3 separate regions of the Homo sapiens genome follow, and all the other regions are linked to region 2. Evidence: chromatin contacts called from ENCODE Hi-C or POLR2A ChIA-PET data. All regions are on one chromosome and are shown on one strand. Each heading gives the region's core, a stretch centred on a gene start or an enhancer-like site at or near the end of the contact. The rest is flanking DNA. Distances are from core to core; before and after follow the strand shown. Region 1 holds the start of BRPF3-AS1 (BRPF3 antisense RNA 1). Region 2 holds the start of ARMC12 (armadillo repeat containing 12). Region 3 overlaps MAPK14 (mitogen-activated protein kinase 14).

Region 1 (4,083 bases), core at 221-2,720, 460 kb before region 2:
CTATATAAAGTAGAGACGGTGATAATAAAAGCACTTTTTCCAAACTACAAAGCCCTCTTACTTTTAATATTTCTCACAACTACCTTAGGAGATGGTGTAGCTATTATCATCTACACAGAAGCTCAGAAAGATGTCACTCAACGTAAAGCTAGTAAGTGATAACGCTACAATTTGAACCCAGGTCTTCCGATGCTCAATTCCTCTCAGTGGGAATTAAGAACACCACAGAGGTGCTATGGTCTGGTACAAAACGAGGCTCTGGGGCAATCTAGGTTCTAATCTTGGCCCTCTGTGACCTAGAGAAAGTCCCTTAAGCTCTCTATGCCTCCATACTCCATCAGTAAAATGAGGGTAACACAATCTAGCTCTCTAGGTGCTACTTGTTAATAAGGTATTATTAACATCTTTACTTGAAAGGCCTTCCAATCCCAAAGTGTGACTGAAACAAACAAAAAACCAATTTGGCTGAGGAGCAGTGCCAGGCGGGCTGGCACACACCCCATTTGGAGCCAAAGGAAACAGAATCATCGCAGCAATTCTGTCCGGGTTCCAGAGGCCCTTGGCTACTGGATTCCTTACAAATGCCAAGTCCCTGGGGGCAGACAGGGCCAACAGACCTGCTTCATCACCCACCCCTCCAAAGGCACCGAGGCCCTAGAAGAGGTGAGAACATCTGCCTCCACACCGACCCCAAACAGCGCAGACAGGCGGTGCGGCGCCCACTTTCATGAAAGCCGCTCCATCTTCTCCTTCCCCACCTGCCACCTCCTCGGCTGCTCAAGCATCTCTCGACCATGCAAGACTCTACACAGACGTGTTTTGTCCCACCCACGCCTCCAGACACCGGGGAGAAACTCTAGAGGGGGAAGGGACTGCTGATGAGGGAAATGAAAAGAGTTTCGCCCACAAGGAGCTTACAGTCTAGACGAGTTTTTTGGCGGGAGTTTCTCAACCTACACAGCCCTTCCCACATACACACCTCCAAAATATCTCCAACAACCCCCGCCCCCCCAGATTTCCCCTCGGCACCCCCTGACCCCTCGCTCACCCACCCCATCCAGGTCCCCGAAGAATGAGGAGCTTCTGCAATTAGACTGTATCCCCTGCACCTCACACAAGATACTCAGGAGACAAGGAGGACCCCAGCCAAGGCTCCTGCTCCTTTAAGGGGGCACCTCTTCCAGAAGAATCTTGACCCCTCGGAGAAGAAAGGAGGGAAATAACATCTCCTCAGAGGGGAGGGGCGAGCGCACCAGAGACAGCCTGACGTGGAGTCCGACCCTCAGACAGAGAAAGCGAGCGCCAGCGAATGAGCGGGGCGGAGAGGCGAGAACCCATTGGCTGCGTCACCTGCCCGTCAGAGGGACCCAGGGGACCTAGGGCCGCTCAAGGGGCGGGACTCTCGTCTGGCCAGGCCAATTGGAAGGCGTGGCGGGGGCGGGGCTTAGCGGCTCGGAATCCAGGGCTGGGGGGGGAGACAAGATGGCGGCTGCGGGAGGGGGTCCTCGCTTCTCAGCTCCCCCGCTCACCCGCCTTCTCCTTCCCTGCCGCCGCCCTCGCTCCAGGAGAGAGCTTTCGCACCGCCCCCGCCCTGCTCGGAAAGCCCCCCGCTTCTCCGGTTTCCCCCCGTGCAGTCCCTGGTCCCCGAAGGCCCCGATGCCCCCGCCCCCGCTCTGTCCGGCCCCGCTGCCGCCCCCATTACCTCAGCCGCCTGCCCGGCCCCACCGTTCGGGGCCCCTGGGCGCGGGCGGGCAGGCCGCCGAGCAGGTCGGCGCGGCCCGGGAAGCGGAGCGCGGTCTTCTCCCGCGCCTGCCTCCGTGGCCTCCGCCGTGCCCCCTCCCGGCCCGCGCTGGGGCCCCGGCCCGGCCGCCGCCGCCGCTCCCGGGGGAGGAGGGGGAATGGAGCCGCCGCTGCTGCCGCTGCCGCCACGGAGCCCGGCCGAGGGGAGGGAGGGATCAGCCCCCAGGCAGGATCCGCCCCTCCGGCCTCCCCCCGCCACCTCCACCCCTTCCCTCGCTCCCTCCCTGACTCTGCGGGCTCTCCCGCTGAACAGGAGCGAGAGCGCGAAAGAGGGGGAAACGGGAAAAAAATCCCCCCGCCCGTGCCTGGCGCGGCGGCGGCCGGGGCGGTGCGGAGAGGAGCGCGGAGGCGCCGCCGCCGCCGCCACGGGGCACCATCCCCGGCTCGGCCTCACGGTGGCGGTGCGGGCGCGGCGGGGACACCGAGCAAGAGACCGGGTCTGCGCCCGCCGCGATCCCTGCGCACCACGGCCCTGCCCGCCACGGGGCGAGCCCGATAAGAGGGCTGTGGACGTTCGGGTCTAGTTGGGAGAGACAGGGGTCCCTGACTCTTGAGCGGTCAGTCATTTCCTCCCCAGTCCTTGTGGGTGACGTGGCTACGGTTTGGAGCAGCAAGCCCCCTCCCCGAACTAAAGGGCCTCTCCAAAGGTTAAGCCAGGGCAGTCATTGAGGTCAAAACCAATATGTAGTTTCTTGACTGCAGGTGCCTGCACGACTCCCAGAAAGTCGCGTCTCCCCTAACCCCCATGCCCAGGACCTGAGGACAAAGGTCTAGCGATTGTCCATCCCCTCCCCCAGTGAGGACAGCCGGGAAAGACCTGCCTTTGTTGTGTACAGGTGAGCGTCTTGTTCCGCACCACACATCTTTTAAAAAAAAAAAAAAAAAATCTGACTTTCCGTTTAAAAGGAGTAAACAAAAGTTTGACAGTCTGCTTAAGCATGCCTGGTAACTCGTCTGTCACTGTGGGCATGGGAAACACTTTAAACCTGACTTGGTTAATTTAATGCATTAGGCGGCTTTCTAAAAGATGCTTGACAAATGGCAGCATCAGACCAAACTGGCTTTTGTTTTGATCTAAAAAAACAAAAAAATAAAGAAAAGGGCTCCATTGCCACCCCCTTTTGCCTGTAAACTGGAAAGCTTACCTCATGTGACTGAAGTCTTAAGCACCAATACATAATGATGTTTATAAAGGACGTATGGATAAGCTGCCTGTAAATGTGAAGGTGAGTGACAGTTTGAAAGTGTTTCCTCTGCTGGCACTTGTGGTGTAGCTGGTGAGACTCAATTTCTTTCTTGGTTCTGATGATCAAGGACATGTATTCTAGAGTCAGAAGGATGAAGGATAAAGTCTTAGGATCCAAATTTTCTGAATGTTTAAAGTGAACATACTGCTACTTTGGAAGTATAGATGTTATACTAAGGAATTTAAATATAGAGAGTTTCAAATTCAAAAGTTTGATTAAGGAAGCTAATTTGTTTCCAAGTAAATAGCATCTTCTGGCAAAGAGATAGTACAAAAATGCTTCTGTTAACCAATTTTTTAAATGCAAGGGGGGTGGCTCGTGGAGCTAAGCAAGGGCAGGACAATGTTTTGAAAGCTGTGAAGATGAAATAGTATGAATTAATGTCAAGTGTTCTGAAGCTAGGGGGAATAATCATTTGGAGGGAAGGTGTGGAAGAAAAAGATGATTAATTGTGGAAGAGAAAGCCCCAGAGGCAAGAAAATATTGCAATTACAGTACTTGTAGTTAAGAAAAAAAAAGTCTGAAAACTAACAGAAACTATTAAAACATGAAATATAATAATCATTTATACATATGACTAGTAACTTTTATTTCTTGATGGATGTTCTCAAAATTTATTTAGCACAATTCCCATTTGCGTGATCAGGAGCTATCTTTTTCCACTAAAATGAATGAATAAATACCTTGAGAAAATGCATTGGTTTCTACTTGTAAGTCAACGATTTAAATGCTGTTGAAAAGGCCTTAAGTCAACCTAATGCATGTGATTTTTTTCAGGTTTTTCTATTCAAAGCTTTCATATTAAGACCTTATTCAACCTAAGTGTTTCTCTTCCATTTTCAACTTCTACTTTTTTAATGATATCATTACAGTTGCCCTCACTTTAATTTTTGACATTTGGAATTGGTTTCTACAAGCATAACTGCACACGTAACCAGTTCCCTGTGATGGAATCTTAAATGTAACATGGAACAATTATGTTATTAAAAACAAATTTGGAACATATATCAAAAATCTCAGAGGCACTAAATTTAAT
Region 2 (3,992 bases), core at 1,029-3,528:
GAAGGTATATAAGTTCTGAAAAACTTTGTAATTTTGAGTTGGTCCAGCGATAATTTCCTGGCCTTCTCCCTGTAACCGGTTACAGAAATAAAAACTCTCTTCCTCCCCAGTTCATCTGCATCTCGTTATTGGGCCAGGAGCAATAGCAGCCCAGCCCTCAGTTTGGTCCAGGAACAGGCCTGGAAGCTCCGCGCCCTGACACCCTGCCCTATGTGTCTCCTCCGTTTAGCTGTTCCTGAGTTGTGTCCTTTATATAAAAAACCAGTAATAGTAAGTAAAGTCCTTTCCTGAGTTCTGGGAGCCATTCTAGCAAATTAGTAGATCTAAAAAGGGAGTTGTGGGAACCCCCGAATTCATAGCGGGCCAGTCAGAAGTCAGACCTATGATTGGTACCTGAAGTCGGGGGGAAGTCTTGGGGGACTCAGCCCTTAACCTGTGAAGTCTGCCCTAACTATGGATAGTGTCTGAACTGAATTGAATTGTTGAACACCCAGCCAGTGTTGGGAATTGGTGTCAGAAAAAACGTGGCAGTGGTAGGGAGCTTGTGGGGTAGTGGGGGTCCTTCTCTTTGGGGTTGAGAGATACCACTAGTGCCTCAATTCAGTTTCATCCTGAAATTCAAAGGCCTTCATGACCCTGCTGGGAATCTGACCACCGTTTTCCCACTTATTTCTGGGTTACAAATTCACACCCAAACAAACTTCTGGAACATGACCATTTATCCTATGGCAATTAAAGGACTTAAGGACTATAGACATCCTGCATGCCCCACCACGCATCCCTGGGCTCACCTGGATTTTGAGCCTGAATTTTCTGATGCCAGAGAAAGCTTTAAGTGTATTCAGAGCTTGGGTTTTGACACTGTTGTCCTTGTCATCCAGCATGTAGCCCAGCAACACGATGTCATCCGTAGTACAAGCAGAGGCCTGGAGTATTGGGGAGAGATGGAAGAGGCAGGAGAAGCGGGTGTTCTGGGCCCACTGCCCCCCATGTCACCAAGATCCCTCCGCACACCCCCCCCCCACCGCTATCAGCCAGAGAGAGGTCCCAGGATATAGTCTGGCCATTCCAGGGGCAGGGATCGGCCGTAACCCCCAGGGGCCAGGCCGGCTAGGGGGGACCTCCTGCTTCCCTTACCTCAGCCTCCAGCAAGTACACACAGCGAGTGATACTGTGCAGGATCATGCTCTTGGCATACTCATCCTGTTTGCACTCCAAAGAGTTGAGGAGCCTCCGGAGCTCACCTGAGTCCCGCCCGTGCCGCTCTCGCTCGACTGCCAGGCCTAGACAGCCACCCCAGCCCAGTTCAGGCTGTGGACTCAGAAGTGATGAAAGAATGGGGTTGGGAAGTAGGGGACAGGGACTTGGGGACAAGGCTGCCTTGCCTTTTCGGAGAAGCCTTCTCGCCATATGCAGGACCACCATGTACAGTTGAACGAATGTTTACTGCACAAGGGCACCCTATCTAATGTTGTATTGTCCATAACGTACCATCATAGATTTGTCCATTTACTCTAACAACTGTCTGGCATATGGCGGTAACAAGTAGTATTTCATCATAACCAGTATGTGGCAATGATATTCCAGCAGATGGCAATAAAGAGTCTTGCAGAAGGGGCTCATTTTCCTACTCTGCACAAAAGAACATGTGGACTAGTGGAAGCTCTGGGCATATAGTAAGTCCTCCAATCTTCCCTTTCCTTAAAGCCTCACGTTCCTAGGGCAGAAAAGGGATGGGGGGAGCTGCCGACACCAAGTTTCCAAGAAGTGGAATCCTGGGAGCCAGAGGAAATGTAGTATTTGGAGACCTGCCAGATGAGTCTGAGGATCCACTTGAGTGAGATCCAGGGACCCTGAGCTAGCATCTCTGGCAGGGCCTTGCCTAGGACGCTGCAGGGTGGGCTTGAGGAAGATGGACAAGAGAAAGACAAAGGAAAGAGGAACTTGGAGGCATCACCTTTGGGCCCTCCCACAGCAGAGGCCTCGGGAGCAGGTGCCTCCTGGGGCAGAGCCCTCTCCCCAGGGCCCGGACACTCACGGGCGATGCAGATGGGTGAGTTGCTACAGAGGGGTGGTTTGCATTTTATGCCAGCCTTGATGGCCTTGTAGAGCAGGTAGATCGCCCCGGCGCCTGTGGCCAGGCTGACTACGCTTTTGCGGATGTCCAGTTGCCCCAGGTATTGGGGGATGCTCTTGCCCATGTCTTCAGTGTTGCCCTGGGCCCAGGTGAGAGCTAGGCCCAAGGCACCTGTGGGGGGCCTTCCGGAACCAGAACTCTGGCAGGGTCAGGAACCAGGGTACCAGAATTGGAACCTAGGCAACAAAGGAAACTGGGGAGATAATGGGATGGAGGGCAGTGGTCAGGAAATGGGGCAGCCAGGAGTGCTCGAGAACAGATGGGGCCAGGCACCATGGCCCACACTTGTAATCCCAGCACTTTGGGAGGCCAAGGCAGGCAGATCACTTGAGGTCAGCAGTTCGAGACCAGCCTGGCCAATATGGTGAAACCTTGTCTCTATTAAAAATACAAAAAAATTAGCCAGGCATTGTGGCGCACACATGTAATCCCAGCTACTCAGGGGACTGAGGCAGGAGAATCGCTTAAGCCTGGGAGGTTGAGGTTGCAGTGAGCTGACACGCCACTGTACTCCAACCTAAGCGACAGAGCAAGACTCCATTTCAAAAAAAAAAAGAGAAGGTTCTGCTTTAGAGACCACAGGAGATGAAGCATAAGACAGAAGGGGAATAAAAGGGGAGAGGGCAGAAGTGTCCTTCACATCTCCTCTTCTTTAAGGGGGGACCCCAGCAGGTAGCTCCAGAGGCTGCCTTTCCACCATTAGAGGGCAGCAGAGGTCCATTTCCGGGCTGGGGCCTTAGGGCATTTCTGGGTGAGGTGTTTGGGGTATGCCCATTGACAACCCTGTTCCTTTTCTTTCCGGGCCCTCCCATATGTGATCTCTCCACCCTAGATCTACCCCTGGGCCTTGGGGTGTTTCTTCAGGTAGGGTTCCCTCCCCGCATCAGAGGATGAAAAGGAGGGGAGTATCTTAGAAAGCATGCACAGACTCTTGAGGCAAATCCACCCTTTTCCAGCATCTGCATGTTGCCCTGAAGTTTACCTGTTTGACAAAGTGCTCTTGAGGACAGCTACCTTTGCATCTCCAGCATAGAATCTTGTACTTAGCAGGTGGTTTAAGTCATGTTCTGCCATTCTTTAAGGACTTGGCGGCAGAACAATGACAGCATCTAGTAACTGGGGCTCCAGACCCTTCTAACCAGAGTGACCTTGGAGGAGAAAGGGATCGCCTTTGCCTTAGTCTGTTTCTGCATTTGTAACCTAAAGGGATTCGGATTTACCATTCTAAAACTCCAGGATTAAAATGTGGGTAAGTCTGTGCCTTTCAGCTAAATTTGGAAGTATCACCTCTCAGCCTCCCCAGGGATATGAGGCGGCTTGTGAGGTCCTCTGGAGTCAGAAGATGCCACCACCCCAGAGGATGTGAGCCCACCTGTGGAGGTCTTGATCCCCACCACTAGGATGGGGCAGGTGAGACCAGACCCTTCCCTCTTCCCCACCAGGGTCTCCCCGCAACTTCTGTCCCCACTCTCTGTTGCAGAACAGGCAAGTGGCCAGCTCCAAACTAGGGCCACGCCCACAGCCAGTGCTGAGCATGCTGCACCAGAACAGGTGTTCACCTACCTGGCCCTGATCCCTTTTTGGGAGAACTGGGACAGAAGGCTCTGGGTCCTGGGCTGCACCCAGGATGGAAGGAGGTAGGGAAACAGCATCTCCAATGATGCTGCGGCCAGCCAGGCCTGCCCACTCAGAGCCTTGGCCCAGTACACCCTAGGCAGCAGGCAGGGAACAAGCAACACTCCTGGGTGGCCATTCTATTCCTGTCCTCAGCCCTCCTCAAGGGTCATCATTCCTGGCACTCTATTTAGCCCCAAGGTGGGTGACTACATGAACTCCCTGTGGTGAGGGGTGAGTA
Region 3 (3,839 bases), core at 184-2,683, 360 kb before region 2:
TCTGTCTAAGTCCCTGCTTAGAAGCAAGAAAGCACTAGTTCCAAACTCTGTCTCAGGTTATCTAACTTATAATTACAAGGCAATAGGAGGAAAATTTATAACCACATTCCTGTGTATCTGAGGTATCAGGAGTGAAGCTGTTTCTTCTGAGTGGGGTCTAGGGACTGGGTAGAAAGGTCCCTCTGTTGGGAACAAACATTTTACATAGGATATGTGAGTATCTATTCTAAAACAATAAAAAATAACTTCTGGGAAGGGGCAACAGTGTGCAGACAATGTACATTTTATTCTTTTAGTGATTAAGTTAAACTAAATACATGGTGAAGCTCATGCTCTGAGAACAAACACTAGAAACAGTGAAAAGAGCTCTAGAGCATACGTGAAACTTCTGAGAAAGAAGAAAGTCAGGTCTTGAGGACAGAGACACAAAGTTTACATTAATCTCTTGGAATGAATTAGAATCTCAAATCTCATTGCTTTACTGGGATACTATTGTCTAATGGAGGCTCCCGTGATCTTAGTGTGTACCCAGATAGAGAATAAAACACACTTGTGCATGCAAGCAGGCACACATGCGTGCACGCACACACACACTCACACTGTCTTATACCTCACTCATCCGGGAAGTCAGCACACAAAGGGCATGTGTGCTTACAAACACACCCAGGTCAAAGTACAGATTGGTAGAAGGCAAGTGGCAGAGGCTCCCAACAGGGCAGATAATTACAAAGCATCAACTCACAGACTCTGAGGAGATTTTCTTCAAAAGCTCAGCCCCTGGGGTTCCAACGAGTCTTAAAATGAGCTTCAACTGATCAATATCTAATGGTGGACCATAAAGGAAAATGTTGGGACAAAATAAAAATGAAAAACAAACAATGACAAACAAAACAAAAACAAACAAACAGAACACACCGAGAACAAAAATGAAACACCCCAAACCTAGCCAACACGGTGAATCCCTCTAGGTCAAGGCTCCTGCAGGATGATCACTTCACGTAGGGCATGCTCCTCCTGTACAAAGATTCAAAATGCTACCAAACACATATCCACTTTATATTCATTTTATGCATCTGTCAACAGCATGTATCAGTAAAGTGAGGCAACTTTAGCTGGTTCTTAGCTGCCAAAGACAGCAGGTGAAAACACAAGAGCTTCACTCAGTTTACACTGCCCTCTTCATCTGCCATCACAGTGTCAGTAACCAGTTCAGCAAAGTGCACTGATAATTAGAGGGCCACAGATAAGGAAAAAAGCAGCAGAAGACAGGAGCTAGGGATGTACAAGTCTATTTATGAATATTCTCCCAAGCGTGACCTAAAGAGCTTGTGATATGACAGTGGAAGGCCTGTGAGACCCCAAAGCCTGACCACTGGAGCACACCCTCTGGAAAGGGAAGCCTCGCCTCTCACACTGGCTATAGCAGGCACTATGAGGGAGAGTCGCCAGCAGAGGGCGCTCTCCCATCGCATGTTCCTTTAGGAGCGCCATGAGAACGCAAATACAGGCGGTTTCAACCTTATAAAATGCAAATGAACAATGCTTAACAAACTTCACACATCCCAAAGGCTCTAAATAATAGGCCACAATGCCATAACTTTTATCCTGGTAGCTAACACTTCAATGTATACTCAGAATGTATGTGCATGTGTTAACCAGAAGACAAAAATTTGTTTGTTCTCATTGCTTTTAATCTTACCTAAAAAGGAAGTTAAAAAGAGGGGGAAAAATATTATAAAATAGCTTTTAATATTTCCTCTGAAAATGTGAACAGTTTATCCACGTTTATACTGACTGACATTCCAGGGAGGGAGAAGGGGAGGATGACTGTCTTCTGACCCATCAGGTTTTTCACATGACTAAATCCTCTTGGCTTCAGGTCTCAGCTTCAACTTCACCTCCTAAGGGAGGCCTCCCCTCAACACTCTATATACATAACACCCCACCCCCCAATTCTCTCTCAGCACCATGCTTGATAACATCATAGTGCTTATCACAGCCTAGAATTACTTTATTTGCTTACTGTCTGCCCCCTGTACTGGTCTACAGCTCTACGAGGACAGGGGCCACTCTGCCTCTTCACCATTTATCCCCAGCCTAACATCTGGTACATGACAGGTAGTCAAAATATTTGAGGAAAAGGTAGAGCAGGATGAAAGAAATTTTTGCTTATGGTTATACATATAAAGGCAACATAGCAGCACTTAAAAACAACAGTCTCTATAAGCCACAGGTGCCTACGTTATAGGAATAACTTAATGCAGTAATTTGACATCCTGTCTTTTACTTTCTTTCAGACATGAAATCAGCTTAAATGGAAGAAAATTCTAGGCTGGAGTCACCAAACCCCAGGCTCTGCCTGTTTTATATATAAAGTTTTATTAGAACACAGCCATGCCCATTCATTTATGTACAGTCTATAGGTGTTTCCAATTACAACAAGCACAGTTACCATATGGTTCCCAAGCCTAAAATATTAACTACCTGGCCCTTTCAGAAAAGGTGCGCCAAACCCCACCCTAAACCCAAACAACTTGTGTTCTTTAGCAAGCAAAAACAAACTAGAAACAAGTCCACTCACATTATTTCTAAATTAAGAATAACAGGGAATTTTGTCATCTGCAAATGGCAAAAATCATTGTGTTATAAAGGTTAAGATTTTAATACTGGCTTCTCAGTTCAAGATGTTGACAAGTAAAAAATCTTATAGCATATGTTCATGGGACAGAGTAGGAATGGGGGTGGGATGGATACTGTCTTGCTCTAAAATAATCAGATTAATTATATTACAATAGAAATCAGTAAAAAAAATTCTTGCTCATCTAAAATGACTCAATTCAAAAAATTTAGTTTCCTCACATTAACACTCTTCAGGAATATATTTAACTGGGTAGCCACCACAAGATAAAGTAAATCATATATGGGAAAAATCTTGACTACTTCAAATCTCAAACAAGTGGCTTTACAATATATGCATCAAAAGTAATCTCTAAAATGAAGCTTTTGATATTGGTACTCTTGTTTAAGAGACTTCTTTCTGACTACTTAACAATGAGAGTCAGTTGTTTTTTTTTTTTTTTTTTTTTTTGAGACGGAGTCTCTCGCTCTGTCGCCCAGGCTGGGGTGCAGTGGCGCGATCTCGGCTCACTGCAAGTTCCACCTCCCAGGTTCACGCCATTCTCCTGCCTCAGCCTCCAGAGTAGCTGGGACTACAGGCGCCTGCCACCACACCCGGCTAATTTTTTGTATTTTTAGTAGAGACGGGGTTTCACCATGTTAGCCAGAATGGTCTCAATCTCCTGTCCTCATGATCCGCCTGCCTCGGCCTCCCAAAGGGCTGGGATTACAGGCGTGAGCCACCGTGCCTGGCTGAGAGTCAATTTTTATACTCTCTCTAAGGAAGACAGGCTCTCTGAGCTGTGAATTTCTCAACTACCTGAACTTCACCCCAACCTACCTGAAGAATACGCAATTTCCATTAGTCACAGTGGCTCATTACATCAATGAGCTGAGAAACCCTCTCTCTCCCACCTCTGCTGGCATGAAACAATATCAGGCCTGAAGAATCAAGCCTAGTTTGACTCTGGCTCAAATTATTATTCTTTAATGCACTCAATGCTTCAACTCACATCAGATATTCCAGGCACTTCTAAGCTTCCAAGTACTTATTTATGTACTCATAAACCAGAATACCTCCCCCTTCTCCCGTCCTTCCAAGCCTTTTCTATTCCTATTTACACTTTGAAGTCCTATTCAAACAAGAACTCTGCCATGAAGTCTTCTTGGATTTTTTTCAATAGCTTATCTATAACTCTATTCTAGTGTATTTATCACTCCAT

What was found. Hi-C counts contacts between places; a loop is a spot of excess contacts on that map. ChIA-PET counts read pairs that join two places held with the same protein, here RNA polymerase II (POLR2A). Pooled maps may share reads with other maps.
Region 1: a loop to region 2 is called in a pooled map, with 4 times the contacts of the local background. The contact joins the promoter of BRPF3-AS1 here to the promoter of ARMC12 in region 2. A Hi-C loop is called at or near these places in 3 of 37 single-sample maps with no recorded cell type and 12 of 50 pooled maps. POLR2A ChIA-PET finds 5 or more read pairs at or near these places in 1 of 52 experiments (naive thymus-derived CD4-positive, alpha-beta T cell).
Region 3: a map of B cell shows a loop between it and region 2 (23-fold over the local background). The contact joins the enhancer-like site here to the promoter of ARMC12 in region 2. A Hi-C loop is called at or near these places in 8 of 168 maps with a recorded cell type or tissue (A673, B cell, IMR-90 and 5 more), 6 of 37 single-sample maps with no recorded cell type and 16 of 50 pooled maps. POLR2A ChIA-PET finds 5 or more read pairs at or near these places in 1 of 52 experiments (WTC11).

Annotation. Positions count from the first base shown.
Region 1 is chr6:36,194,590-36,198,672 of GRCh38, reverse strand. It overlaps BRPF3-AS1 (BRPF3 antisense RNA 1), which reads left to right and starts at 1,470. Exons shown (of 3, transcript NR_187147.1): 1 at 1,470-2,636. It overlaps BRPF3 (bromodomain and PHD finger containing 3), which reads right to left and starts at 1,929. Exons shown (of 13, transcript NM_015695.3): 1 at 1,703-1,929. RefSeq lists an enhancer at 1,175-1,224 and a silencer at 1,575-2,314.
Region 2 is chr6:35,735,318-35,739,309 of GRCh38, reverse strand. It overlaps ARMC12 (armadillo repeat containing 12), which reads right to left and starts at 2,278. Exons shown (of 6, transcript NM_001286574.2): 1 at 2,039-2,278; 2 at 1,138-1,283; 3 at 792-926. The coding sequence starts at 2,201. LOC285847 (a long non-coding RNA gene) reads left to right here and starts at 2,363. Exons shown (of 10, transcript NR_027117.2): 1 at 2,363-2,469; 2 at 3,432-3,547; 3 at 3,946-3,992. RefSeq lists enhancers at 1-172, 781-1,389, 1,390-1,998.
Region 3 is chr6:36,092,970-36,096,808 of GRCh38, reverse strand. MAPK14 (mitogen-activated protein kinase 14) reads right to left here. Exons shown (of 12, transcript NM_139012.3): 9 at 743-822. Among named protein-coding and RNA genes, the nearest start is that of MAPK13, 36 kb to the left of the region's middle. Within about 2 kb of position 1,433, at least 10 of the 41 ENCODE cell types and tissues checked have a DNase peak (open chromatin) inside an H3K27ac peak, as active enhancers do.